3 separate regions of the Mus musculus genome follow, and all the other regions are linked to region 2. The links are chromatin loops, found by intact Hi-C in ENCODE. Cell type or tissue: left cerebral cortex. All regions are shown on one strand.

Evidence for each region. A loop is a pair of places that touch in the nucleus more often than their neighbours do. Peaks named below come from ENCODE experiments on the same cell type or tissue, not always from the same donor. Only the 100,000 strongest peaks of a DNase experiment are listed, where the experiment ranks them.
Region 1: a loop joins it to region 2, with 4 times the contacts of the local background. A loop is called at or near these places in 10 of 42 quality-filtered maps.
Region 3: it touches region 2 in a loop (10-fold over the local background); 6 of 42 quality-filtered maps call a loop at or near these places.

Annotation. Positions count from the first base shown.
Region 1 is chr2:134,677,284-134,685,283 of GRCm38, reverse strand. No RefSeq gene overlaps it. Among named protein-coding and RNA genes, the nearest start is that of Tmx4, 37 kb to the right of the region's middle. In left cerebral cortex, a CTCF peak has its summit at 3,768 (motif pointing left); DNase peaks (open chromatin) are centred at 1,550 and 3,772.
Region 2 is chr2:134,775,308-134,783,307 of GRCm38, reverse strand. No RefSeq gene overlaps it. Among named protein-coding and RNA genes, the nearest start is that of Plcb1, 6.9 kb to the left of the region's middle. In left cerebral cortex, a CTCF peak has its summit at 3,232; DNase peaks (open chromatin) are centred at 2,817 and 3,263; H3K27ac peaks cover 701 bases.
Region 3 is chr2:134,843,094-134,851,093 of GRCm38, reverse strand. All of the region lies in intron 2 of Plcb1 (phospholipase C, beta 1), which reads right to left. Among named protein-coding and RNA genes, the nearest start is that of Plcb1, 61 kb to the right of the region's middle. In left cerebral cortex, no CTCF peak of the experiment used is centred here; a DNase peak (open chromatin) is centred at 4,347; H3K27ac peaks cover 1,566 bases.

The sequences.
Region 1 (8,000 bases), 98 kb after region 2:
GGGAAAATTCACTAGTGGAAAAACTAACCATTTAAAATATTAATATGGCTGCACCTCGGAGCTAAGGCTGAGCCACAGCTCTCTGTACCCAAATCTCACCCAGAGAGAGCTGATCCCAGGAGCGCTGTCACTCCTGAGTTCACAGATGAGACCAACACTTGTGCACCAATAACTGGCCAAAGAGGGACCTGCCAGGAGACCACGGGGCACAGGACCTTGAGTAGCCAGGGACAGGATCCTTCTGGTCTCCAACAGCATGCCAGAGCTAGCTAACCCTATAACATAACTCTCCACATCTAAATCCTGCCCAGAGAAAACTGGTTTCCCAGGAGTTCTGCCACACCTAAGATCACAGGCTCACAGCCTTATAGGAAGGACAGGCTCCAGTCAGAGGCAGCAAGACCAGCTAACACCAGACATGATCAGATGGCAAGGGACAGGGTGTACTGGCTAATTTTGTGTCAACTTGACACAGCTGGAATTATCACAGAGAAAGGAGCTTCAGTTGAGGAAATGCCTCCATGAGATACAACTGTAAGGCATTTTCTCAGTTAGTGATCAAGGGGAAAAGGTCCCTTGTGGGTGGGACCATCTCTAGGCTGGTAGTCTTGAGTTCTATAAGAGAGCAGGCTGAGCAAGCCAGGGGAAGCAAGCCAGTAAAGAGCATCCCTCCATGGCCTCTGCATCAGCTCCTGCTTCCTGACCTGTTTGAGTTCCCGTCCTGTCTTCCTTGGTGATATACAGCAGTATGGAATTTTAAGACGAATAAACCCTTTCCTCCCCAACTTGCTTCTTAGTCATGATGTTTGTGCAGGAATAGAAACCCTGACAAAGGGCCAGAACCTAAGCAACAGAAACAAGGGCTACTTGGCATCATCAGAACCCGATTCTTCCACTACAGCAAGTACTGGATACCCCAACACACCGGAAAAGCAATATTCAGGTGTAAAATCACATGATGATGATAGAGGACTTTAAGAAGAACATAAACAACAAGAGGCCTCAGCAGCAGATTTGGGGACTTGCTGAAGGGAGGTAGACCCACGTTATCTCCATGGAAGGCCATGCAGGGTCTTTAGAAAGGAACAAAAGTATAAACTAAGAGAAAGTGAGAGAGGAAATAAAAACAAGAAACAAAATACAGTGTTCTGTCATTCCCTTGCTCTTATTTAGGGATTAATCATAGATGCCTAGGATAAAATCAATAACAAAAAGGTTCTTCTAGTCTACATGCTCCAGAAAGAGACAGCTACACACAGGGCCATCTTTGCAAAATAATACTAAATGCTTTTACAGAGTGATATTAAAGGAGTTGGTATCATAAATTCTACATGAAATCACGTGTGTGTGTGTGTGTGTGTGTGTGTGTGTGTGTGCACGTAGGTGTCTACACAACACGATATGGTTGTGACATTTCAGGACATTTTACTTTTCTTCTATGTAAATTGATGTGTCTCCTGAAACAGTCCTTTAAAAAAAATCAAGCATTATTTATATAATATCAAAAAAAAGCTAGTTAAGATAGGTTCATCATAAGAAACGAATCCTCAGAACTCTGGTAGCCATGGTAACTTATATGCTATAATAAGAAAAGCTAGCTAGGACACCTCATTAAACAAAACAGAGACTGACTTGTCTACTGAGACCCATTGTGTAGTCTGAGAAACAGTCCAAATGGAAGCTACCGAAAGAGACAAGTTGCAATCCCTGAGTCTTAATCCCAGTTAACTCAGTCTTCCTCTGATGGATGCCTTTTCAGTTAAACAGTGGCTGCTCTTTGAAAAGTACAAGGTGCCGAACATGAGAGCAATGTCCAAATGGTTTCCCTCCACTCTGAGACGGAAAAAAATAACAGAGGACTCGATGAGTCCCTGCTGACCTCATGGGAATCATGAGAGTCTCAGTTATGCAGAATACTGAAGTTTTGACTTACTGGGTCAAAACATCTTTCTGCTTTGAAGTTCTCAAATGGTGCTTTACTGTTAAGTTTAATAATATTTGCAGAAACATGTTTTTGCAGAACAATCAGGGTACACGAAAAAAAAATAGGTGAAATGTTAGTTCCATCCCTTTTAGGTTCCCGTATTTGGTCATTAGGAGGCTTTAAGAAGTTTGCTTTTTATCATCTTGTATGAGAAATTCTCCAAGACTTAAAGAAGAAGACGAGTCTAGAGGCACTGCAGAGGGTTACTAGCCAGTATGTCCTCAGTTGATAGAAGGTATACCAGGTTCTATGGGCAGGAATTCCTAATATAAAGAAGTGGAGAAAGCACCCAAGGAACTAAAGGGAACTGCAACCCTATAGGTGGAACAACAATATGAACTAAGCAGTACCCCGGAGCTCTTGACTCTAGCTGCATATGTATCAAAAGATGGCCTAGTCGGCCATCACTGAGAAGAGAGGCCCACTGGACTTGCAAACTTTATATGCCCCAGTACAGGGGAATGCCAGGGCCAAAAAGGGGGAGTGGGTGGGTAGGGGGACTTTTGATATAGCATTGGAAATGTAAATGAGCTAAATACCTAATAAAAAATGAAAAAAAAAAAAAGAAGTGCCACCTATCCCTGAAGAGATAACATGCAAAATGCAATCTAAGTAGGAGTCACAGGAAATAACTGCCACCTAAGAGCTGAGCAGCAAAGGCAAGGAACTGGAACAATTAAAATGAAATAGGTGGTAAGGGGACAATAACTAAGGGTTACTGGTCAATTGGGCCCACCCAGGGTGCTGACAGCCAGATCTCCTCGGGGAACTAGTAATTGCTGCTGGCATCCCTGAGCCGGGAGGAGGCCTCAAAAGGATGCAAGGGTCTTGATCAGGCATTAATATTAATTATAAGATTTAGAATTCAGAAGAGGCCTGCTTATAGGAGGTGAAAGCAAACCAGTGAACACACAGCAACTAAGCGGATGTATCCCATAGACCCCTCCATAATTCAGTGGGTTTCTTTGGTTGCTGGGTGGTGTTGGATGATTTTTCTAAATAGTGCAAAATCAAATTGCAAGCCAATGCGTGTTTGTCCTGTGCCTTATTTAGCAGTCACAAGATACATTCCTGCTTATTCTGATTTGGGGCTCTTGAAGAAGCAGAGGTTTCTCTATGCCCTGTGTGCTTGATAAATATGAAAGGGAATCTGTGGAGATGGAGATGAACAAAATGTGATTTCAGAAGATAAAAAGACTCCTCCATCCAGTATAATGATGAAATTAGCTGGCCTGCTCACACTGTCAAATTCAATAGATACCTAATTGTGATTGTAAAGAAATAGAATATTTTAAAAATGATTCATTTTAGAAAAATGGAGCAGAGGAGAAAGCCACCTGAATACATCCATTCTTTTGATAAGGATTAATTGAAATATTGATGCTTGCTGGGTTCTGTACTGGGTGAATAAACAAAAATGCTCCAAGTGCAAAGGGGTTCCCCTTTATAAGACAGATACAGGGGTGCAGATGTTGCTGTCTAACATTTCCCTTTATATTGCTCCACTGTGTTTATATTATATAGTATATCACTCACATATGCAGTATAAGTATGCACCACCATTAAGTAGATATTACACTTATCTGAGTTAAGACTGCGCAGGAAACAATTTCTGTTTTCTCAGAATCCATAGCTCTTTGCGATTATTTAGTCATAATTATATTTGAATAATGAAGAATAATTTTGAATCAATAAATCGCATGCATGAATAACGGAGCTTTGAAAATCCCAATCAGCCAGATTGAGGATGTAGTTGTGAGCTTTATTGCCACCTAGTGTCAGAAACCAACGGTACTAGTGGCAGAAATGGAACCAACGCTGAACTAGATCTGAAGGAGGCAGGTACTACAGAGCCCGAGCCTCTCTTTGTTATTAGTGTGCAATGCGTGGCTGCACTGTACAAACACTATATTAGTCGCCAACTTCTTTATTTTTCTCAGAAAAGAATGATTTGGAAGGATATCACATCAACAGAATATAGCACAGTTGAAACTTGTCTCCATCTCCCTTTGCTTGGAAAGGGACAAAAATCAAACTGTGCTCTATTTCAGAAATAAGTGCTGTCTACAAATCTAGCAAATTCTTAAACTAAAAAAAATCCATGAGTCACCAAAATTGGAAACATAAAGATATATACTCTCACAAGTTTCATATTATTGCAGAGCAAGTAAGTGACTGTATTACTATGAAGTGTCCTTGTGTGTGTGTGTGTGTGTGTGTGTGTGTGTGTGTGTGTGTGTGTGTGTGTGCGTGTGTGGACTCAGATGCAAACGGCTCTTTGTTTCAACTCATCCCGATGTTTCTCTTTCCATAGTATTTTCTGTATGCTCCAGGGCAGCCTTGAACACCTCAGACTTGCTTTGTAACCCAAGATAGCCTTGAACACAAACTTCTCACTTAGCTTCCTGAGTGCTGGGATTGCCTGCTCTTACTATCCCCATGCCTGCTACCAGGTCTTTCTTTTTTTCTTTACTTTCTCCCTTCTTTCTTTCCTTCTTTTCCCCCACTTTCCCTCCTGTCTTTCTCTTTTACCTTTGCCATGTACAGTGTTTTAAATGCTATTTACATTCTTTTCTCTTTTTCAAACTCACCTGTTTCAGGTATTATTTACATTACTAGTCATATATAATTTTTTTCAAGACGGGGTTTCTCTATATAGCCCTGGATCTCTGGAACTCACTTTATAGACCAGACTGGCCTTGAACTGAGAGATCAATCTTCTCAAATCCAAGCGCATGTGCTACTGCAATTGGACTACATATATATTTAAAGATTTATTTATTGGTAGGTTTATGTGTGCATACACATGCACACATGTACACGTGTATGTACACGTGTGTGTGTGTGTGTGTGTGTGTGTGTGTGTGTGTGTGTGTGTGTGTGTGTGTGTGTGTGTGTATGAGTGCACATGCCTATGCATACGCAGAAGCCAGAGGAGAATGACAGATCTTTGAAGCTAGGGTTATAGGTAATTAGCATATTCGGGCCTTGCTATCTGGGTGCTCGGATATGAACTCCTGTCCTCATGACTGTGCAGCAAGCACCCCTAAGAGTCAAACTGTCTCACCAGACTCCTACCAACTCTCTTCAGAGATTAAATATTTCTTTTAAAATAATCACTTGGCTTTTGTAAATACTGGTTCTTTTTTTTAACTACACAAAAGTCTTATTCTGTGTTTAAATTAAGAAGAGGTTACATTTTTAACATACACAGTGGAATCAGAAAGCTTGTGGGTGCCAGACTGTGGGGAGCTATTAGAAAAGGATGTAGGAAGGTCAGAGGACCCAGGCTTGAAAGAGCTTCCCTCTGCCAAAGCAGAACACTTTGTGTAATTAGGTAAGTAATAACAGTATTGGATTCTTGCCCAGAGTACAACAGAAATATCATAAGCTCAGGCTGAGAGAATGAAGAGTTAAAGAAGAAATGAATAAATGGGCGAAGAAGAGAACCTCCATCTGGACTATATTCTGGTTAAAAAAGTACAGAAGATGGGAAGAGGCTAGAAAGCCCCTCAGACGGGAAGCAGTGTGGTCCTCTGTGAAGGCCAAGTCTGCTGAGAGGGGATGTGTGACTTGCTAGTCAGATGCTTGAGAAACAGAATGTGTGCATGGTCTTAAAGGGAGCTACTTAATATTAAGGGACAGTTGACTCCATTTTTTCTTCCGTTTTTTAGTTAAACATAATGCTAGAATTTGACTATTTTGTCCCTGAATACTATTTTTTCTCTTAATCATGTCTCAAGTTTAAGGTCAACTTTTTTTTGACTTGTTATTCCTCTATAATCTCACACATAAATTGTTTCTGTTGTTCGGAGAATTGACTTGCCATAAAATGTCTCAAACTATGTTCCAATAACTGTCTGACCATAAACCCATAACATGTACCTTCCCCATGATCATTAAATAACTATAAAATTTTACTTTTGTAGTCACTTGCTATAAAGAGGTTTCCCACTTTTAGTCTTGGCTGACTTCATTCTCCTACTGTGGAGAAGAGTATAAGTTTTGCCTTGGAGATATATATATATTACATTACCTTGCAACACCTTTCTTGGTGTTAGCTCCTGGTTTTCAACATCATAACACTCAAAGCCGAGGACAAAGGATAGCCAGTAAAGGACAGCCAGTAATTTATAGTACCAAAAGCTGGCAGACAAGGGAGCAAGGGCTGGCATTGATTGATCCTAAGATTCATTTCAGCTATAACCTTATGATAGGATGCTCTGAGAGCAGCCCAGCATCATCTCTGTGGTGTTCAACATAAAAACCATCACAGTAGCCAAAATGAAATTATGTGTGGAAAAGCAGCTAGGGCAAGGGACCCCAGCCCCTGATCAGAAAGCCTACAGCAGGGGCAGGGCATCCAGGATGACTGTGTAACACAACGGTTCTCAACCTTCCTAAGGCTATGACCCTTTAACACAGTTCTCATGGTGTGGTGACCCCCAACCATAAAATAATTTTGTGGCTAATTCATAACTGTATTTGCTTCTGTTATGATTATAATATAAATATCTGATATGCAAGATATCTTATGTGTGACCCTCAAAGGTATCAGGAGCAGCAGGCTGAGAACCACTGCTGACAGGTACTGGCTATGTTGAGAGAGGCTGGCTGACATGTCTGCTTTGTTATGTCAGTACACACCTCAGCTGTTTGTCTAGGGGTTTAAGACCTAACATACACAGTTTACTATTGGCTCTGGGTTTCATACCTAATTATTATTTTTTTCTTTTATAATAAACAAAAATATCATTTGGTGGGAGCTGAAAGGTGGCACAGTGTTCACTTTTTTTTTCATTTTGAGTTTAGTCAAGAAGAGAGTTTGATTGTTGTTAAGAAAGAAGCGTTTTCTGACTGATTTATTTTTCTTTTCTTTTCCTTTCTTTTCTTTTTCTTTTTCCCTTTCTTTCTCTCTCTCTCTCTCTCTCTCTCTCTCTCTCTCTCTCTCTCTCTCTCTCTTTCTTTCTTTCTTTCGAAAAATGTAGTCTGGTCCTAATGTCATTTCAATTTTAATTGTTCCACCATTTTCAACTACCACTAGATGTTGACACTCTGTAAACCTATGCTTTTATCATGTGCAGTCATGTCGTCAATAGCCAGTACCCATTGCACAATCAATGTCATTAGATCTCTGTATCATTCTAACAGTCTTCTTCTCCCAGTGCGTTCTGTCATGATAGTTCAAGAAGTTGCACAGTTCATGTTACCTCGGAGTAACCGATGAGGCTGTGGATGCTTGGAACCAACCATCAAACTGAATTCAGGCATCCCAGAGGGGGAAGAGAAGGGGATTGCAACTGCATAGGGCTGGCTAGACTACCCAGTGCTTCCACGGACTAGACCACCAACCAGGGAATATACATGGAGGGATCCATGGCTCCAGATACATCGGCAGCAGTGGATGGCCTTATCTGACATCGATGGGAGGGGAGGCCCTTGGTCCTACGGAGGTTTTATGCTCCAGAGTAGGGGGATACTGGAGTGGTGGGGCAGGAGAGGGTGGGTGGGTGGGGGAGCACCCTCATAGAGGCAAAGGGGAGGGAGGAGAAGACAGACATGAGATAGGGGTGTTGTGGAGGGGTAATCGGGAAAGTGGGATATCATTTGAGATATAAAGGAATGGAATGATTAGAAAACAAGAACCCATCTTTGGGCAATGCAACATGTACTTTACAAAGAGTTTTTACGTATTCATATATTAAGCTTTCTTGTGCACAGGATTGAGTCAATTATCAGGAAAAAAATGTTACCAAATTGTGCTGTGCTTAAATATGCCTAAAATTCATGGTCAGACATTTGAACTTGAAGTTCGAACAAACACCGGCTACTGAGTCTTATTGAACCAAACCTGTGGGAAGTCATTTTGAAATCTGAGGTTTTTTTTTTTTTATTTTTATTTTTTTATTTTAGTGTCATTCTTCTGACAATGAGGGGTCCTCATCCAAAAACTTTGTTACAAGGTAAACATCCATTATTCTAGCACGTGCTGTACCTGAGTGGAGGAAAGCTGTAT
Region 2 (8,000 bases):
AAGGTGAAGGTTGGGTACTTCAGGGCGAAATCTCTCATATTTATACCCCTTCTCATTCCTCCTCCTTCCCCCTTGCTTTCCATCTCCCCCCTCCTTAGTTTCTCTCCACTGAATATAACAATATAAAAACAAGAAAGAAGAAAATAGGAAAGAAATGAAAAGAAAAGAAAAATAATTTTCTTCCTGGACTCTATAAGGCTCTAAACCAATTTTAGATTTTATGATACTTGTCATAATACATATCTTCATAAGTTCAAATTTATTTTTACTCTTAGCTGATATGCCATATAAAATAATTAACCCTTTGTAGTGGTTAGTTTTAACAATCAACATAGCCTAGAATCACTTGGACAGACAGTCTCCACTGAGTAATTATCTCCATCAGGTTAGCCTGTAGGCAAGTCTGTAATGGGTTGCCTGCCTTGTTAACTGATGTAGAAGGACCCAGTCCACCATAGACAACGCATTTCCTAGGCTGTGTCCTGAGCTGCATAAGAGTGAAGAAAGGTAGTCAAAAGCAAGCAAGCAAGCAAGCAAGCAAGCAAGCAAGCAAGCAAGCAAGCAAGGATGTGCATAGTCTCTATTCTCAATTGTTGATGTGGTTTGATTTATTGCTTGTGTTCCTGCCCCAACTTCCCCAAAATGATAGACTATGATCTAGATCACAAAGCCAGGAACTGATATTGACCCCCAAGAGGTCTGATATTAGAATCCTGACTTACTACTTAGATATGGCTAGTTTTTATCTATTTTAACATCTATACAAATATTCCAAACTCTCTAGAAGCTATATTATGGCCCACAGCCTTCTCTAATCAATTTGTAAGGCAGTGAGGCTTGGTACACTGGAAAAGGCTTGTGTAGTGCCTCCTGATAGTGAGTTATTCCAATTACTAGCTGTGTGAGCATGGAAAAGATGATTATTCCTTCTGAAATGAAATATGCTAGTATGTAAATAATGATGTTAAGGGCTAGTTCCTGGTACTTTTCCAAAGAGTTTTATATCTTTCATGATTTAATCCTCATATTAACCCTATAAACTATGTTTCTCTGTCTTCTATGCTTGAGGAAAATGAGTCAGAGAAACAGGAAATGATCACCCCAAATTTTCTACCAAGTACAAAAAAAGAACCAAAGTTCAAACGAAGGGTATTTGGTCCTGTTGGAGTCCAGGAATAGCCTCACAAGCCACACAAACACCAATCTCAGTCAGAGAGGGATAGTTTATTGAGCATATATCACAGCACTGGTCAACCAGGACCATGGCCCAAATTTGTAAACTGAACCATGACCCCAAGTTAAGATCCTACAGAATTTTTAAGGTCAAAAGCTCCAAACTTCTGTGCCAAGTTATTTCGCCAATCAGGATTTAGGGATAGGGGATTTCCTTAGGAACATGTCTTAATTGTACACTTACCCTGCTCCCACTGAGGTATTTCACTGTGTCAGGGGGCTTGCCTTGTCTAATATTCATGTCCTGACTTGTCTACCAGGATGGGACTTCTCTAACATGCGTGTCTTAACTTGCCAACCAGGGTACCAGTTACCCACATACATGTCTCTTTCTGCCAAGTAGGATGTCAGTTTCCAGAATGCTCATAGGAACTTAAACTTTACTGTACCACTACTCAAAATAGAAGTCTTATTCCAAATAATTTCTTATAGTGGTGCCAATGTCTCTCTTATGTTGGGGTCTAAACCAGGAGAAGCTTATGCCTTAAAAGCTTATACAAAGGAACAGGAAGTGCTCTTGGGTGGTTGGTTCAGGTCCAAGCTCATTATGAGTAACTATACAAGAAAGTTCTATTGACTTTCTTCATGATATGTTTCCAAGGGCACTGAACAGAATATGTAATCAATCTTGGCATTGGAAAGTTTCCTAGTACCAGCAGAAACATGAGAAAGTCTCCTTTTAATGGCAAGCTAACCAAGTAACTATTACCTAGGCCTTAACATTCCATCTAGGCCTTATTCTTTTACCTAGGCCTTAACAAATCCCCAGGTCTGCAAATACAATCACCACAATAATTTATCTGGAAAAGGAATTGTAAAGAGCAAATGCCACCTTGTGTGTTAAGTCACTGCTACATAGCATTAATCAATGGTACTTAACATACATACTTGCAGTTATTCTACAATTACACTAAACTGTCTGTATTAGCCTTAAAATAACTAAATCTTAAAAATAGAACCCTAATTCTGTGGTCTTGTGATTCAGTCAGCTCCATTTTTGCATTGATTCTATAAACTTTAATCAGATCCATTTTCATCTCTAACTTTCTAGAATTGAAAAGCTCCCTTCCCTCATGAATAAATGAGCTCTAATTGCAACTAAGCATCAGGGTTCCTCTGACCTTGTCTTTCTTTAAATAATGGAGAAATATGAAGAAAACCACAGAGGTCCTGCTTTGTAATAACAACAACTGGGTGGTAGCAAAAGCTCCCAGGTATGCTTCCCCCTTCTCCTCCTGACCTGCATAACAGGGATGGATATGGTCTCCACAGCAACCTCGGGTATCATCAACTGAAGATGATAGAGCTGCTGCTGGCCACAGTCACTTAATAGCTCTCTGGAAGGCCACTCTTATTCATTTGTACAGTTCAGGGATGTGAATGAGAAATATATTTAGAGTGTTTAAGCCAAGAATTAAATGTCATTGGCATCATGGATATAATTATAGTCCACATTAATAGAAGAGATAAGGCTTACATATCTTAGATGGTAAATAGGAAAATACACCCTGGTGGTACTGCTTGCCAAGTTCTGACTCATTGAGGACTGCTATGCAGCAAAATATAGAGATGGGCAGATCCCCAAAGAAGACAACATGAAATTATCACCAGCACATGGAAAGGATCCATAGTTCCCCTTTCATGCAAGCACTTATTCAAACCCTTTCTTTAAAGCAAAATACATTTCCCTAGATTCTATTGCACAAAAGAAAAAAATATATACTGTATTGATGTTACAAAAAATAACAGGCTCTCTTTTTTTTCTTCTTGAAGAATGACCTTAAATTCATTTAAGCTCTGCCGTACCCTTCGCTTAAAGCAAAGGCTTTCATTGAGATTGGCTGATTGCCTTAAACACGCTTCCAAAAAAAGACTTTGAAGCTCAGATCCAAAAATGTTGAAGGAGGAGACACTCAGCAGATTCTGGATGTCACAGAAAATATTGGTGTTGGGGAAGCAAAGATGCAGAAAGACCGCCTCCCACTGGAAGGAAGTGTCCTTACCTTGCTTCATCCCCGGATCTCTCTGGCCCACAGATGGAGAGAAGTAAGGACGAAAACACAATCTTCATGAGTCAGTTTCTCTTCCAGACATGTATCATCCCTGTTCATAAAAATAAACTTCACACTCCCTACTTCTTGCTTCAAATAAAACCACCAAGTTGGTTCTCCAGAGATACCTACGTCATAAGTGATGGAATCTAAAATTTTCTTTCTGTTTTCATGCATTTGGATGCTATGAATGGATTCATTTCTTTTTCCAAAAGGATTGCCTTATGGTTAGACTGTAGAGAATTCTCTCCTAAGTTTAGCTGAAACTAAATTCTAGACTTTGGTAATTTCTTTCTCATCATCTACACAGATTTCTGTTGCAATTGCTGATATAGTAGCAGATACAAAACACAGGAAGCATCCACCAGTAGTTTTCCAAGATTTTAACACACATCATTATGACCATGGTCAGATTCACGATTTCTCTAGCATTGCCTCATCAGGCTAGAGTTATCCTACTTCAAGAACTAAAAGCAAACTTTTCAAGCATCCTTGATTGTATAATAATAATAATAATAATAATAATAATAATAGTAGTAGTAGTAGTAGTAGTAGTAGTAGTAGTACTAAAACCTACAGGATGCTCAGAAGAAAAGCGATTCAAGGAAGCCCTGCTGGAAATTTCTAGCAGCTGTCCAGTACCAAATCTCATGGTATCTAAAAGTAGTAGGACTCCAGTTTAATTTAGAGTTACTTTGCCTCACTCATGGTCCCACTTCTCCTGTTACCTGAAATGCAGGCTTAATGGAGGAGATTCTGCTCATGAGATGACCTTGAGAATTAAAGCCAGGAATTGGACAGTTGGTGAATCTCTTCTACTACTATAGGATCTTGGATCACTTGGATTTAAATGAAAGGAATTTTTCTTTCACATTTAGATTTGGGTTTTTTTTGTTTGTTTGGTTGGCTGGTTTTGTTTTTCTTGCGGAACCACGGATTAATCCTTTCTGACATACTTACGAGCAACAAGCACCAGTTGCCTCTGGTGCACCACAGGCTCACAGATATGCATACTTGATCCTCAGCTGATGGAACTGTTTGGGAATGATTAGAAGGTGTGATCTTGTTGGAGGAAGTATGTGACTGGGAGTGGGATTTGAGGTTTCAAAAGACCTGCACCATTTCCAGTGTGCTCTCTGCCTCCTGCTTGCAAGTCAAGAGGTGTGCTGAGAGCTATTTATTTGCTCAGCTTTGGTTAACTCTAACACTCTAACACTAAGAAACCATAAGCCCAGCTAAATGCTTTCTTTTAAAAGTCATGGTGTTTTGCTACAGCAATAAGAAAGTAACTTAGATACTACAACTTCACTAATTGCCTTTCAGGGCTCTTGTCTGCAGATTGGGGGAAATATCTTTTGTTTGATTATCATGTGTTTGACAGAGTTTTGGTCCTGATGAAATTGCTGCTTATGAGTTATTCTGCTTCAGAAATTCTTTACCCTGATTTCCCCAGGACAGAAGCGCTGGCTTTCATGGAAAAGAACTGTACTTAAAGCATGTATGAGCATGGGTCATGAGGGAGCTAGCACAGTGATGCATTTTATTTAAAATGAATCCCGATGCTACTTTAGCAGCTACATAATTACAGTGCATATCACCAGTTATGTCAATCTGGCATGATTTACAGACACTGTGTTGTCTCACTTTTTCTCACTTGAATATCCTTTTTAGATTAATATTGATATCATGTATGCTAGAGAATTAATAGATAAGACTTCAGACAGTTTCATTCTTCATCAAACTAAATACTGTAACTCCAAAATTTTTTCTAGCTTTCCTCTGGTTTAAAAAACTAAAATAAATAAGTAATCTGTCATTGTAGATGCAGTTTTCTGATGCTAATGCACCTACAAAGGATAATTTTGAGCTAGGAGATTTGCAATACCCAGAAGGTCTGCAGGTTCTAGGATTGCACTTTAAATTGCTTAGCCTTTGAAACAATTGTTGTAGTTAGGCTTACTATTGCTGTGATGAAGCACCATGACCAAAAACAACTTTGGGAGGAAGGGGTCTATTTCACTCACAGTTCTATATAACAGTCAGTTCATCATCCAGAGCAGGGAAGGCAGGAACTTGATCAGGGCAGAAATCTAATGTAAAGGTCAAATATAAATATTTTATTGAAGTGTATGCATTTATCTACCACATATAATCCATACTACAACACAATAAACATCAGGAAAATATGGGCTGACATGCACAGAGAACATGAAAGGACAGCTCAGACAGGGAGCAGGTGGCAGTACTTTTACTACAAATAGAAAAATAATGTGAAAAGTGGCTTCCTTAAAATTGCAGTATAAAAAGATCCAAGCATAAGTATAAAGCTACACAAAATACTTATATTTTTTGGAGCAAGATGGCAAAGAAGGAGGAGGAGGAGAAGGAGGAGGAGGAGGCAGGGAAGGGGAAGGGTGAGGGCAAGGGGGAGGGGGAGGAAGAGGAGGAGGAGGAGGAGGAGGAGGAGGAGGAGGAGGAGGAGAAGGAGAAGGAGAAGGAGAAGAAGAAGAAGAAGAAGAAGAAGAAGAAGAAGAAGAAGAAGAAGAAGAAGAAGAAGAAGAAGAAGAAGAAGAAGAAGAAGAAGAAGAAGAAGAACTTTGTCTTCGTGTTTCTATTACTGAGAAGAGACACCATGACCAAGGCAACTTTTATAAGGAACAATATTTAATTGGGGCTGGCTTACAGGATCAGAGGTTCAGTCTATTATCATTATCATTTTGGCACTATCCAAGCAGACATGGTACTGGAGAAGGAGCTGAGAATTCTACATCTTGATCAGAAGGCAGTCAAGAGAATACTGGCCTTCTCAGGCAGCTAGGATGAAGCTCTCTTTGCCCACCTCCACGATGACACACTTTTTCCAACAAGGCCACAACTCCTAATAGAGCCACTCCTTGGGCCAAGCATATTCAAACCACCACATAAAGAAATAAATTGCTTTTTAAATATTTATCATTTTTTTAAAAAAGAATTAATTTGCAAGAAAAAGACAGTGAAGAAAGCCCCTTCTAATGATGCCTGCTCTGCTGTTTGCAGGGTGCTGTCGTAGAGCCAGAGAAAAACACGGGAGATTGGAATCATCTCTTGGGGTTAGTTATGATTTTGCCTTGTGAAGATGCACACAGTAATTCCTGTTTCCTTTTCACACTAATTTATTAAACAGAGTACAATTAGTAGCTCTATGGTAGGAACAGCAAACATTTTTGTCAACAGTTAGAGCATAGATATTACAGACTTTGTGGTCTGAATGGCAATTTCTGGCAATGCTACTTTACCATTACAGACTGAAAACAGTTCCAGGTAACACCCAAATGAGAGAGTATATCTGTGACCCAATAAGTTAGCAGTTGTTTCTTCTTCTTCTTCTTCTTCTTCTTCTTCTTCTTCTTCTTCTTCTTCTTCTTCTTCTTCTTCTTCTTCTTCTTCTTCTTCTTCTTCTTCTTCTTCTTCTTCTTCTTGTTCTCCTTCTCCTTCTCCTCCTTCTCCTCCTCTTCCTTATCCTCCTCTTCCTCATTATTCTCTTCTCTCTCTCTCTCTCTCTCTCTCTCTCTAATAAGTAACTTTGATTGGAGGGTGAGGCAGTGGTGGCAAGCACCTGTAATCCCAGCATTTAGGAGGCAAAGGCAAGTAGATCTCTATGAGATCAAGGCCAGACTGGTCTACAGCACAAGTTCCAGGACAGCTGGAACTACACAGAGAAACCGTGTCTCAAACAAAACAAAACAAAACAAAACAAAACAAAACAAAACAAAACAAAACAAAACAAAACAAAACAAAACCCTTTATTAGAAAAAAAATTAATTAAAAAAAATTACACAGCAACATTAGCCAGAACCCAAACTAAACTTCATACAATTAGAATATCCACTCTGAAGCTGTGGATCTCCACCTTTGCCACACTCAATTTTGTTTTTAATGAATTTATCATACAAACATGTGTGGGTACCCATGCACGTTCACACACACACACACACACACACACACACACACACACACACACGGTGTGAACATGCACATTAGGGAGAACATGCCATTTTTTTTTGTTCTGAGATTATGTGACCTCTTAATATTGTACATTATAGGTCCAACCTGAAAATTTTGTAATGTCATTTAGAGCCGAATAATATTACATTTTATATATGTACTATGTTTTCCTTAACCATTTTTCTATTAATGGGCAACTAGGTTGGTTCCCTCTCCTTGATATAGCATAATAAACAGGGGATGTAAATATTTCTAATGGGGAAGTATGAACGTCTCTGGGAATGTGCTCAAGACTGAAATAGTTGGTATATATATATGCACGTACCCACGCACACATATATGTGTATATATATATATATATATATATATATATATATATATATATATACATATATTAGTAGCTCTATTTTTATTTTTTGAAGAAATTACCAAACTGGTTTCCATAATTGCACAATTATTTTGCACCCCATCAACAGTAAATAACACTTTATCTCCAATTTGCAAAACACAAGAAAATCAAGAAGAGGGAAGACCAATGGGTGGATACTTCATTCCTCCTTAGAATAGGGAACAAAATACCCATGAAAGAAGTTACAGAGACAAAGTTTGGAGCTAAGATGAAAGGATGGACTATCCAGAGACTACCCCACCCGGGGATCCATCCCATAATCAGCCAACAAACCCAGACACTATTGCATATGCCAGAAAGATTTTGCTGATGGAACCCTGATA
Region 3 (8,000 bases), 68 kb before region 2:
ATTAACTTATTTAACATTATTTGTGGAAAATATTCAGGTGCAAAAAAGATTTCCTCTCTAACAAAAACTGTTAGTAGAGAACCCAGCCAGGCTCTGTCCTTACACAGATGCAATCTTTAATACACAGATTTTAACTTTCCTGTTTTACCATATGCCCAGAAATGAACAGAATAGGACAGAACAGAACTGCAAGTGTCAAGGTTATGTTGATCCACCCACCCCTGCCCCATGCAATCCTTTACAATTCTAATCCTCCCTTGCAGTTTAAATAACTCCCAGATTCCCTGCAAATATATGCCAATGATTTAGAGTGGGTCTCTGAAGGTGACATCTTCATAGCATAACCAAAATACCTAGATATCTCACTTTAAGTCCTCAATATGACTAAATGCCCAGTGTCTGATTGTGTTTATTAAATATCACAATTAACTTCTAAATACCCATCTGTGATAGGATCAGAGATGAGGAGGACACAACATATGCCCCAACACTGGGGAGTAACTGGGACCAATGGGATCCAGGAACCCAGGAACTCTGCCCGAGCAGTGGCACAAGTTCCCGTCTGGGCCTGTGCCCTGAGCAGACCTTGAGGTAAACTCCAAAGCCAGTCCCAAAACACCCAGAAGAAGCTCCATTCCCAGGTACTTTAACACATCCAGGATCATAGGATCAGAGCCAGTCCCACAACACCCAGAGGAAGCTCCACTTCCAAGGGCTCCAACATGCCTAGGATCCCTGGATCCCAGGAGCTTGGCCACACCAGGATCTCAGGGTCCCAGAGGCAGCTTGAAACCCAGGAGCTCTGACACATCCAAGATCTCAGGATCACAGGATTCCAGACTCACAGGATCACAGAGACATCTGGATTCTGAGGAGTTCTGATACAACTAGGAACACAGGAAGGACAGGCTCCAGTCAGATATACCAAGGGTAAGTAGCACTAGAGATAACCAAATGGCAGGAGGCAAGCACAAGATCATAAGCAAGAGAAACCAAGGTTATTTGGCATCATCAGAACCCAATCCTTCCACCATACCAAGTCCTGGATACAAGATCACACTGGAAAAGCAAGATTTGGATTTAAAGTAAAATCTCATGATGCCATAAAGAACATACATAACTCACTTAAAGAAATACAGGAGAACACAGATAAACAGCTAGAAGCCCTCAAAAAAGAAACACAAAAATCCCTTAAAGAATTATAGGAAAACACAATCAAACAGATGAAAGAAATTAACAAAACCATCCAAGATCTAAAAATGGAAATAGAAACAATAAAGAAATCACAAAGGGTGACAACCCTGGAGTTAGAAAACCTAGGTAAAAGATCACAGATGCAAGCATCACCAACAGAATTCAAGATATAGAAGAGAGAATCTCGGGTGCAGATGATACCATAAAAAACATTGACACAACAATCGAAGAAAATGAAAACTGCAAAAAGCTCCTAACCCAAAGCATCCAGGAAATCCAGGGCACAATGAGAAGATGAAAACTAAGGGTAATAGGTATAAAAGAGGGTGAAGATTCCCAACTAAAAGGGCAAATAAATATCTTCAACAAAATTATAGAAGAAAAGTTCCTTAATATCTTAAGAACTTGTCCTTAATATCTCTTAACGTCTATGGACTCAAAAAGACATAGACTAACACTGAATATGTGAATGGGACCCAGTATTTTGCTGTATACAGGAAACGCATCTCAGTGTCAAAGACAGACACTACCTCAGAGTAAAAGGTTGGAAAACAATTTTCGAAGCAAATGGTCCCAAGAAACAAGCTGGAGTAACCATTCTAATATTGAATAAAATCAGCTTTCAACCAAAAATTATCAAAAAAGATAAGGAAGAACACTTTATACTGGTCACATATGTTCCTGCACTGCCGAACTTTCTCTCCTGCATCACTGTTCCAACCTTACTGTCCCATGTCCTAGACTCTGGTTTCACTGCCTTTGCCCTCTAAGTGTTCTCAGGGAAAGCTCTATCACATTGCCAAGCTCAAGTGATTCACAGACTCAAGACTCAATGTACTTCCCATCTGCACTCAAACTGTCTGAGAGCTCAGATCCTACTGACTCCAGGTTCTCTGGACCCACAGCCTCAATAGATTTCTTTTGAAATACTATCTTTCAGAGTAGTCTACTTTCTCTTCCACTCCACAGAAGACTCTCAGTACTATGCTACTGGGGACTCTATCTCCAGTTGCATGGGTCTAGCACAAAGTAGATGCTCAGTGAACAATTACCCAAGAACGTATGTATAAATAAACAAATGGCTTAAAACATGAAATAGAAAAGGCATGTCTGTTCTGTGTCAAATGTGCTGACATTACTATATCACCGGGAGAGATCTGTTTCACTCCATTTGTGCTTTCAAAGCAAAAATAGAGTAGTCGGAATGGCTTGTAAAAACAAATCATACCTTTATTTCTCTCAGTTCTGAGGATGGTTACATATAAATCAAGTTACCTGGCAGATTCCATGCCAGTTGGAGACCACACTCTTCCTCCCAGAAGGCTATCTTTTACTGTTTATTGTGTGGCAAGGAGGATGCTGTGGATTCTTTCCTAAAGGTGCTAATTTCCTTTTCAAGGGCCCACCCAGAACACTCCTTGTCACCTTCTAAAGGCCCCAAGTCCACATGCCACAACAGTGGGGATCAGTTTCAAAGAATCTGGAGGATACAGCAACTTTCAGCAGAGGCAGACCTTCCCTCTCAGCAACACAATGACAAATTATTGCTTTATCTTTTAAGCCTCTTTTATTTTTTCTCCATTGGAATGCTTTCTTCTTTATTTTCTGAAAAGGTTTTCTACTAATAACATCTGGGAAAAGCCCGTCTTCATAATGTTGAATAATTATGCAATTTTTTCCAGTCGAGTATTATTTCTACTTAAATCAGAGAAAAGGTGCTAAATTGGATATGCAAATTGAGTTAGTATAAGGGGGCTGAAAGAAGTCATTGCAGGTTGCAAAGAATTTAGATGTTATGAAACATGCCTCAACTTTGTCTCCTTGTTGCTCCTGCATTGTTGCTCCCTGAGCAAGACTAGTCTAGTGAGATGTGGACAGTAAGACAGACACTGTCGTGGTCACAGATAGAATGGTAGAATGCCCTTTTGCTTCTAGTACTGAAAGTGCAAATCTTTCAGCAAGAGAAAATGAATTTATTTATTACTAAGTCTTTTGGCGTAGAATATTAACATTTATTTACTATAGTCTATTATAAACAAATTAATAGATATGCTAGCTGAAAATACATTATCCCTCTCCACCAGGACCACAGAATACCTCCTATCAATCTAAGACATAAACTCCATCACTGTTGCCATTTTTTCCCCAGTCCTTACCAGGCTTGCTTTTGCCTAAATTGTAAGTGTGGTAGTACTGTTGACATTTGCCCATTCTGAAATCCATGCAATTCTATGTCTTTAAATTTGTGAACACTTATTCTGACATATGTATATGGTTTCTGTCAAGTGCTAAGGGGTTAAATATTTAGCTGTTTACTTGTAAACATTTACCTATCAAAGAAAAATGGCAAGCTACACTAACGAGAATGTTTATAACTTTGGCACTTTGAATGCTGAAATAGCTCATGATTCTGCAGTAATACTTATCTCAGGCTTCAACTGCTTCAACCTAAAGATCTGAAGAAGTAATAGAAAAATCTAAGTCGCAGCAAAGTTCACAAAAGAGATAAGATCACAAAAGGACACAAAATTCAAATTAAGGGACAATACTAGACCAGAACCCAATATCTAATAAATGCTATGAATTACATCAAAGTAATTGTGCCACCTCAACAATAGAACTGTTTCCATTTCATGTCAGAGAAATCAGAAATCAGATATGTGGTAGCAACACAGTAGCACTAGAATTCATGTTTCCATCTTTCTGCTCTGTCCTCTTAGCCCAATGCATTCTCCTGGTCCATAGCATCTGCTGAGGCTCTGGACATCCATACTTGGGAAGAAGAAAGCAAAGCAAAAAGACTCTGTGGTTGATCAAATCTGTGGCAAAATATCAAGGGACACCAAATGCCACTTATGTGTCATTGGTCCAGGAGCTGCACAAGACTGCAAGGGAAGCTGGAGAATGTCATTTTCATGTCTAAAGAAAAATGCTCCCATTTAAATGAGAAATGAAGATAATGTATTTGGGGGTGGAAAAATAGCTGTCCTTGAGGTTCCTATGAGAACATAAGAGTCGTCTTTTCTACATTTTTCATCAACTTGTACATGAACACACTTTAAAAAGTATAAAGAAGGTTTATTTAGCCAGTGAAGATTTTTCACACCCACCCATCTCCATCTGCCAGTTTCCACCCACCACAAAACACTTTTATTCATTTTTATATCTCCTAGCTTCTTTAAGGCAAAAATGTGCAAAAGAAGATTATTCTTACCTCTTCCCCCTCCCCCAGGAGCTATTTCCACATCAGTACCCAGAGGCATCATTCTTCTGCGCTGCTACTTCCTGTGAATTTCCTTTTATAGCTGCATAGTACTCCATGGCTGTGGCCATCGGGGCTTATCTATCTAATTCGCGCCCCTGTCAAATTTTTCCCCACAGTCTCGTCTAACATATATGGATCAGAATACCAGTTATCTGTACTTTGAATGTTGTCTTTTAGCCACTAATTATATAAAAATAGCCTAAGTATTACATACAAAGGCAGAAATCCTGGGCTGGACTTGAACATCAAAAACCATGCACAGCAAATGTCTTAGCAATGCTGGAGATATACTGGATAGTCAGTAGAAAGTATTTTTCCATTAAGGTCAGCTGGTTCTATGTGGATATTAGACCATTTCCTGTAAACAAGCCCCATTTTCATAAGATCTTGCAACAAGCTCACAGTCTTTTACACATACCTTCACCATCTGACTCCCATTATATTGTTGAGCTGCCTTCTGCCCTGAACATATGCCCTTTCTCTTCTACAGTTTCTCTGAACATTCTCTCTGCCTCTTCTACATCTGAGTCATTTCTACCTATCCCTACCTGCTGAATCCTCATTCAGGTGCCTTTTGCTGTCATTCATGTGCCTTTTGCTCCGTGTAGCTGACAGAAGTGCACTACTCTACTATCTCCACAGGTAGATTAGGAGGGATGCACACCTAACCTCTGTCTCTGATCTAAGGAGACAGGCAATGCTGCATTTTTCCTCATGGAAGCCTTTATGTCAAAACACTTAGGAGCCCTGGATGACAGACAGCTCTTTTCGTAGCCCTCAATCTTCCCAGGAGGTGATGTTACTGGTCATGTGCCCTTAATGTTGTCTTTAGTCATTTCAACTCCCCCCATACAGCAGTGTACAGTTCCTTGTTTTGGTCTTATTAATTTTCTTTTAAGTTTGAAATTACATCAAAATAAAACATTACTCCCCAAAAGCCACAAATATATTCAGCTGGAAGCCCTGATGCATATACTCTTACCTCATTAATGTGTTTCATCCAAGGCCCTCCTACTATCTCCAGTCACATCTGTCAATTTGCTTTCCTTGCCAGAACACAACTACTACGACCTGGCTTAGTGTGCTAGGCACAGGGCACTGACAAATAACATTCTATCCAGCTTCCTCACTGGCCTGGGGCCACTCTCTTAGAAAAGGACATTAAATATTTGAAACCACCGAGTGACCTTCAGTGAACTGCACCTGTAATAAAAGCCAGTGCATTTAGAAAAATAGAGATCACCTCCAGGTCTTTAGTTACTTATTAAAGAGCTCCCAGTGCTGCTAAAGAGTTAATGCTCACCCTTAAATAGCCAGCTTTAAGCTGGTAAATAATCTGGGTGTTATGAATAAAACGCAATCAGAACCATTATGCACCTACAGGTTGCCTGTAGATGCCTCAGCCTCTAAACTCAGTAGCCAACCGACCTGAAGAACCAGGATTCAAAAAAAAAAAAAAAAACTGACTCCCCACCTCATTCTGCCATCATAAACACAAGATTACATGTGGGCATCAAGCTCACTAACCACAACGCATAACTTATCTCTGATGGCAAGGGGAAAGAATTTCAAGTTTCAAAACAGGAGTATTGGTATTTGGGAACAGTTAGGATTTTTCTCAAGTGTAGAACTGAACAGTTTCACATAATCAAGCAAAAATAACACTAATCTGTATACTTTTAACAGTGAGTGTAAAAAGAGATATCAAGAAAGTCCTTATCTGAGAATTTCATGAGGTTCATACACTGACCTGATTAATAATTAACAAGGCTTCCCGGAAAAGGCATGGGGATATGTACAACTAGTAAAAAAGGGGGGAGGGGTCTGCTGCTTCAAAAACACAGGGAAATGGAGTCACCTGCCATCTGATCTGAAGAACTCTGACTCTAGAAGTGTATACAGAATCTATAGGTCTTTGTTTCTGTGTCTTAATGTGTCTGTCGGTGAGAAAAGGGAACAAGCAGAGTGCTTGTTCACTACCAATTCGGGATACCCTAGCAACAAGCCAGCTGCTCTCAAGTCACAGCCTTGTGACCTAATAGAACATTAACAAATATTCTGTTAAAACTACCCTTCCTACTATTCTTCTCCTGGATACTTATGCAACTTGTTTTCTGAGCAAAGCATCCCCAAAGTGCTTGAGTTCCTCAGTGGCTCTGCATGTGACAAATAGCAAGGAAGAGGGAAGTTGTCGGCACTCAAGTTCTCCCAAGCTGAAAGAGATCTAGCTCTTAGATAAATCTTACTGGAAGTAATATAAGATGTGGGGGATGGAGAATCAATATATTGTCATAACCCTGCTTCTTAAGACTATATGGATGACAAATTATGGCAAACTTTACAATGTGATTGAAAAATCCATTCATCCACAAGGTCACTGGGCTTCCTATGAGAACATCAGACTGTGCCTGCCAGAACCTTTGTTGCAAAGTAGAAAGGGATTCATTTCCCTTGTGCAGCATCTCTGCTTCCAAAATGTCCGTTTTTTACATGTGCAAATGGAATATCTCCTAATAGGAATAAAATAAACATAGTACATATTTTAATAAAATGTATGAATTTCAGTACAGATTCACATAAACATGATGTTCACCCATACCTTTATAGTAAAATCATTACTAAAATACTAAACCAGCATGCCCCTCATTTCAAAGGACTTATTTCCCCTACAAGAGGAGATATAATTTACTCATTAAGCAAAAAATTAATAAAAAATTAATCAATCTGATCATTGTTGAATCTTAAACTACTTGGTTCAATAATCATTTCTTCTTTATGAAATTTTTTATCATGTTTCATTCCAATGTGCCTATAAGGCATAAGAAAACCACCACCATCATCAACCCAGCACACACTAGACAGTAGCCATATTTGTTTATAGTTTAGCTATTTACTTTAACTCTTTCTCTACCACTATACATACAGTAGGCACTGCTGGAGTCTGAAACTTGAATTATATATTCAAACTCTCATTCATAGTAGCTATGTGAAAGCCAGAAGTGGGAATACTGCCACCACCACACTCATTCTCTATTGCAGACACTGGTATTTATTTTAACAGGCATCAAAGCCAAGGACTATGGAGAAAAATCAATCATAAGAACTCTATGAAGTAAACGGTGTCTGGCCAGCCACTTCCATCACCAAAAGAGTGGACTGAGAACGTCTTGTGCCACTATAAAATATGTGATTAAAGAGAAAACTGTGAACCTAATTAGAATGGTCACTGATGAAATAGAAAGAGGGCAGAATTACAGATATACCCAAAGGATATGGTACCTGTTGAGGTATCCCGAGAGGAAGAAGACAATTCCAGAGGTTTAATATGGGGATGTCAAGGAAGATGACATGAGGAGCTAAGACGAAGATAAATTGTAGGATCAGGGCTGGGAGAAGAATGATATGCTCATGGTGAGGTACAGAGTCGGAAGCTCTATAAGGTTACAAAGCAAAGGGCTTCACAAGTAACAGGAAGATAAGGCTAGCATGGTAGATAAGAGATCAGAACTGCATACTAAAAGTGAGTGACTGCATATCACAG